Linked DNA regions of Homo sapiens: region 2 is linked to region 1. A link is a contact called in ENCODE Hi-C or POLR2A ChIA-PET data. All regions are on one chromosome and are shown on one strand. The core of a region is the stretch at or near the end of the contact, and the rest is flanking DNA. Distances in the headings are between cores, read along the strand shown.

Region 1 (3,151 bases), core at 250-2,749:
ACTGAAATCGTTCAGCAGAACTGATGAACTATGGTATAACTCTTAATGTGAGATAGGAAAAACATAACAAAAATGGTTATATAAGTGTATTGTGTAGATGTGTACTTAGGAAAGTGCTAGAAGGAATCAAATATTAATCATGGCATTCCCTGAATTGTGGGATTATGCTTGTTATTTGCTTTCTTCCTGATGTTTTTCTAAGTTTTCTAATTTTCGATATAAAAATGCTAATTTTGTTCAGTTCCCACCTATGAGTGAGAATATGCGGTGTTTGGTTTTTTGTTCTTGCGATAGTTTACTGAGAATGATGATTTCCAATTTCATCCATGTCCCTACAAAGGACATGAATGCTAGATGACGAGTTAGTGGGTGCAGCGCACCAGCATGGCACATGTATACATATGTAACTAACCTGCACAATGTGCACATGTACCCTAAAACTTAAAGTATAATTAAAAAAAAAAAGAGAGAAAAAAATGCTAATTTTATATTTATGTAGAGCAGGATTTATGTCCAATTCAATTGAAGGAGTTTCAAGTCATTGCAGTAAAAAGTTTTATAAAAGTCGGGTGCGAAGAACGAGTAATGAGGTAGGCCTACAAGACAGTCAACACAAGAAGAATTTACAAGTAATTCAATAAATACCTATTCAGTGCCAACATTGTTTTAGGAGTTAAGAAGAAAATGGTGATTAAGACAGGTAAGATCCCTCTTCTCATGGACATAAATATGTCACAAAGGAGGCAGATTATGAATAATACATCAATAAGATAATTCAGGTAATATCTAGTGCTATGAAGAAACTAAAGAAGGGCATGGTAATAGCACATGCTGTCAGGGAGTAATATCTGCGAGACAGGACAGTCAAAGAAGGCCTCTCTGGGGCCTTCGGAGCTGAGACTTGGATGCGAAGGACCAACCTACTCAATGCTCTGCAGCCAGAGCATTTGAGGCAGAAGAAACAGCAGTTGCAAAAACCAAGGCAGGTATAGGCTTGGTTGATTCAGGGAGTGGGTGGATTCAGCTGGTACAAATCTGTGAAGGCAAATCCTGATAGTAATATGAACCTGTTGAATGGATGGTAGTTACACACATTGAAATGTCTGCACTTTTGGCAGGGATTTTCTTGAGAGGAAAAAGTATGACCTATAAAATATTATTGACAAAGTTTTCAAATGTGGCAAGAGCAACTGCAGTGCTAAAATGGTATTAAACCACACAGAAGCTAGGCACGGTGGCTCACGCCTGTAATCCCAGTATTTTGGGAGGCCGATGAGAACGGATCACCCGAGGTCAGGAGTTCGACACCAGCCTGGCTAACATGGGTGAAATCCCGTCTCTACTAAAAATACAAAATTAGCCAGGAGTGGTGGCACACGCTTGTAGTCCCAGCTGTTCGGGAGACTGAGGCAGGAGAATCGCTTGATGCCAGGAGGTGAAGGTTGCAGTGGGCAGAGATCATGCAACTGCTCTCCAGCTTGGGCAACAGAGTGAAACTCTGTCTAAAAAACCAAAACCAAAACCAAAACCAAGCCAAACCAAACCAAAACAAAACAAAACAAAAAACCCACACAGAAAGCCTACATGAGTATAAAAGTCAGTTTTCTGTTTTCCTTTTTTTGTTTGCTTATAATCTAAATATAGACTCAGTATCATGAACAGCTAAGACATGTATAGTTACTTTTTTTATTTTTATTTTTTGAGACAGGGCGTCTCTCTGTCACCCAGGTAGGAGTGTAGTGTTGTGATCATGACTCACTGCAACCTCAATATCCCTGGCCCAAGCCATCCTCCTGCCTAAGCCTCCCGAGTAGCTGGGACTACAGGTGCACACCACCACACCCAGCTTCTTTTTTTAAAAAAATTATTTTTAGTAGAGATGAGGTCTTGATATGTTGCCCAAGCTGGTCTTGAACTCCTGAGCTCAAGGGATCCTCCTGTCTAGGCTTCCCAAAGTGCTGGGATTACAGGTGTGAGCCACCACAGCTGGCCATAGTTAGTTAAACAATTTCAAGATGAGATCTCAGAGAGCCCTTTTCTTCACCATGGCTGATTAAGCTCTCTAAAAGTAAGGTACAGTGTCAGCACTGAGTTCTAGGCAGCAGATGCTGAGTCAGCGAGCAGTAATTGTCTAAGACCTGAGTTGAGTCAGAGATCTTAGCATACAGGCTATGTTGTGTGTGCGTTTGTTGGGGGTGGGATGAGGTGGGGTGTGTGTGTGGCTACGAATCTGGGAGGCCACAGCAGTTGGGCTGGACATACAACCGGAATGATCAAATGTGGAGCTAGAGCTGCCTAGATACTCTGCTTCAAAGGATCCAGCTTCATTTTTAAAACAAGAGTAGGCTGTGCTTCAGTGGACTAATTTATGGAAGATGGAGACCGTGAGGGGCCTTGAAATTATAGCTCTGATCTTTCAGAAACTACCTACCAAGGATTGGGTCCTGCTGGCAGCAGCAGACTCAGAGTGTGGCTGGCTTAGCTGAGAGAGGATGAATCATTTTAGGAAGATGGTGAGTGAACTTGATGAAACAGAGATGTTTAGTTTAAAGATAAGGGGGATCCTGACTTTTTGTAAAGTTTATTATGAGAAGAACATTACCGAGATGTTTGAATTTCTTCATTTTTGTAAATTGTATTTCACTTTTTTGGTGTTTTAAATTTTTTAATTATTTGTAAATTAATACGTATTTGTACATGGAACATGTGAAATTTTGATACATGTATGCAGTGTGATTTAATGTGATGAAATCAAGGTATTTAGGATATCTATTGCCTGGAACATTGATCATTTCTTATTGTTTTATTCTTATTGCCTTGGTTTATAGAGGCAAATGTATTGTCACAGACAGAATAGAACCAGCTGGAAAGTGTGCTGGTTTTTCTTTTATTAACCACAGCTATGTGGATTCTGGTGCCCAGCACCACTAGTCACTTTTGGCAGTACCTGAATTTTAGGGTACATCTTTGGTTGAGATGAATAGTCTTTGAAATGTTAGCTTTGCATTCCTAAATATATAATAGAAAAAGGCAAATGTCAGTCTGACACAGGTGACAGCAGTTGCTGAAATGGACCCTGGATTCATTGTAAAACCAGATGGTTTAGGAGACAGAAATTTAGATGGCAAAGTCTGCCATATTGAGTTGAACA
Region 2 (3,151 bases), core at 296-2,795, 52 kb after region 1:
ATAGTTTTCAATAAATAAGCAAGACAAAACTAAAAATCATCATTTTTCTCAAATATCTGGAGGACTATTGAGACCACAGAGAAGAACTCAGCCGATAGGTGCTGGCAGTTTCAGCAGTGATGGGAAATGACCTTCGGGGTCATTAGAGTACTTCAATAGCACCCTCAACCCATGAGCACTGGCAACTGCATCACAAAAAAGAGTGGGCTCCTGGAGAGGGGACCACCCCATGGTCTTCACCAGTGGTGGGTTTGGTGGGCTCTTGTTAGCCTCAGCTAATAGAGGCTCTACCAGAGTGAGTCAAAGTGGGAAATGAGGGAAATGTTTCCATGTGACTATGAAGAAGGTCAGTTCATGTAGCACGCAGAAGATGCCCTTAGGAGACAACTTCTGTGACAAATTTGAAGAGAGGGCAGGGAGTTGTGTCAGGCAGTCCTGTCAGAGAAATTGGAGGCAGAGCCTGCCAATTGTTTACCATTTTTCCACTTTTATTGTAATTCTATTTTTATCCCAGCAGAAATGGTCCAGAAAACTTGGGTGGTATTTGTTGGGTGACTATACAAATATAAGGAATCATGATAAAAGTAATTTGCAAGTTCATTTATGCTTATGCCTCCCAGGTAGACATCAGAGGAGGTGATGCCTGCTGATATTTAATGACAGGAAGAAACCAGCCATGTGAGGGAAGATTGAGGGCAGAACATTCCAGGCAGAGAACACAAGGGCAAAGGGCCCAAGGCTGGGATTAACTTGACCGGTTATGTGGGCAGAAAAAATGCAGACCTTGAAATGAGGTTGGCATGGCATGAGGGTGGAAAGGAAGGCAGGGGTCCGGACTTTGGAAGCCAGGATAAAGGTTTAGGATTTCATTGTAATTGTGATCTGTGGCAGTTGTGCAGGGGGACATTTTCGATGGCAGTAGTAGAAGCAGGATGCTATGGCAGTCACCCAAATGAGAGGTGATGAAGGCTTGGACATTGATGATATCAAGAAAGATGAAGTGTAGGAGGATTCAGGATATAAATTTGGAGGTAGAGTTGACTGGATTTGCTGAGAAGATTCTGGGGGGTGGAGGGAGCTGAGAAAGGCTGGAATCAAGGATAACTCCTTGAGGACAAAATGTGAAACTAGATAGACATAATCCTCTTTCATGGAGGCTGGGGAGAGACATTTTAATTAAATAATCCCATAAGTGGAAAAGTGTAACAGTGACAATGTTTCAAGGGTCAGATTTTCAATGCTCCAGGAGGGTTGAAAGGCGGTGTATGATTGAGTGAGGGAGATCAGGGAGGGCTTGTTTTGGGTGAAAGTCTAAATGTGAAGCAATATGTAGAGGGAACATTCCATTTTCTCAAGACTGGTATCCTCTGCCTTATTTGGGGAGGCTTTTTAGCAAAGGAAAGAGTCAAACATGTGCCCAGAGGAACCCCACTCTCATACCCTGCTTCTCTTCTTCCCATGGCCTACAAACGGTTAAAAAAGATTTCCTCAGCATGTGCAAGCATGCAAGGGAGAAACTGTGTGTGAGTTCCCAGAAGCCACCCAATTGACCATCCTCTGGGTTGTGGAGACAGGGTACAGCCTGTTCTTTTTGTACTTTACAAGTTCAGTGAAAAAAGCAACAAGCTGTTTCTTTCCCTTAGGCAGGCCAGCCAAGAGATAGCAATGCTGTTTCTTCCTCTCTCTTGTTTTCCCCATGATTATCTTGTAAGCCTTTCCTTTTACACATTTGAGATGGGTTTGAAATGGTTCCTTGCAGAGGGTTTGCATCAGAGAGTCTTGAGTTTCCCTTGGGTCACTTTCCTGAGGCTCAATTTTGTCACCAGTAAAATTGGGGTTATAGTAGTAACTATCTTAGAGAGTTGCAGGGTAGACTGAGTGAGCTGATAAATGATAAGCTCTAGCTTAGTGCCTGCCTCATTACAAGTGATTAGGATGTGTTGCTATAACAAATTACCACAAACTGTGTGACTTAAAACAACACTGAATGATCACCTTACAGTTCTGAAGGTCAAAAGACTGAAACAGGTTTCACTGGCCTAAAGTCACATTGTTGGCAGGGCTGCATTCCTTCTGGAGTTTCTAGGGATGAGTCCATTTCCTTACCTTCTCCAGCTGCTGGAGGCCACCTGCATTCTTTGGCTTGTTGCCCCGTTCATCTTCAGAGCCAGCAGTCACTTCACTTCGAAATCTGTTTCTGATTGTTATATCTCCTTTGACTGTTCTACCTGCCTCTTCCATATTTAAAGGACCCTAGCTTAATCCATTTATGCTGGATTTATAACAAAATACCTGAAACTGCGTCATTTATAAAGAACAGAAACTTATTTCTCACAGATCTGGAGGCTGGAAATCCACCATCAAGGCACTGGCAGGCTTGTTGTCTGGCGAGGGCCTCGTCTCTGCTTCCAAGATGGCACCTTATTGCTGCATCCTCCAGAGGAGCCAGACGCCTGTGTCCTCACAGGGCAGAAGGGATGGAAGGGCAAAAGCTTCCTTGCTAGTACACATCAGCCCTTTTGTGAGACACTAATTCCATCCTTGAGGATAGAGCCCTCAGGGTCTAATCACCTCCCAAGGGCCCCACTTCTTAAGACAGTTGTGCTGGTGATTACGTTTCAACATAAATTTTGAGGGGACAAAAACACTGCAACCATAGCAGATCCTTTTGATTATGATGTGCCACCTGAATAATCCAGGGTAATCTCCTTATTTGCAGGTCTGTTGACTAGCAACCTTTATTTTATTTGCAACCTTAATTCCCCCTTGCCATGTAAGGTAACCTATTCACCTTGGTTCTGAAGATTAAGCTGTGAGCATTTTGGGGGCCATTATTCCGCCTACCACAGTGTTCAATATGGATAGCTACTACTGTACAATCGGTCCTGCATCATCTGTGGGTTCTGCGTCCATGGATTTAACTGACTGCAGATTGAAAATAGTTTTTAAAAAGCATTTGTACTGAATATATACAGACTTTTTTCTCATCATGATTCCTTAAGCTATGCAATATAACTACTATTGACATGGCATTTACATTATATTAAATATTATAAGTAATCTAGAGATCATTTAAAGTATATGGGAGATGTGCCTAAGTTATATGCAAACACTATTTTATTTTGTATGAGGGACTTGAGCATATCCAGAT

The links. A loop is a pair of places that touch in the nucleus more often than their neighbours do. ChIA-PET counts read pairs that join two places held with the same protein, here RNA polymerase II (POLR2A). Pooled maps may share reads with other maps.
Region 2: a map of IMR-90 shows a loop between it and region 1 (6-fold over the local background). The contact joins two enhancer-like sites. A Hi-C loop is called at or near these places in 1 of 168 maps with a recorded cell type or tissue (IMR-90), 4 of 37 single-sample maps with no recorded cell type and 11 of 50 pooled maps. POLR2A ChIA-PET finds 5 or more read pairs at or near these places in 5 of 52 experiments (OCI-LY7, activated CD4-positive, alpha-beta T cell, activated T-cell and 1 more).

Annotation. Positions count from the first base shown.
Region 1 is chr7:135,992,537-135,995,687 of GRCh38, forward strand. It overlaps a transcript of LOC105375523 not described here. Among named protein-coding and RNA genes, the nearest start is that of MTPN, 17 kb to the left of the region's middle. Within about 2 kb of position 1,500, at least 2 of the 41 ENCODE cell types and tissues checked have a DNase peak (open chromatin) inside an H3K27ac peak, as active enhancers do.
Region 2 is chr7:136,044,651-136,047,801 of GRCh38, forward strand. It overlaps a transcript of LOC105375523 not described here. Among named protein-coding and RNA genes, the nearest start is that of MTPN, 69 kb to the left of the region's middle. Within about 2 kb of position 1,546, at least 2 of the 41 ENCODE cell types and tissues checked have a DNase peak (open chromatin) inside an H3K27ac peak, as active enhancers do.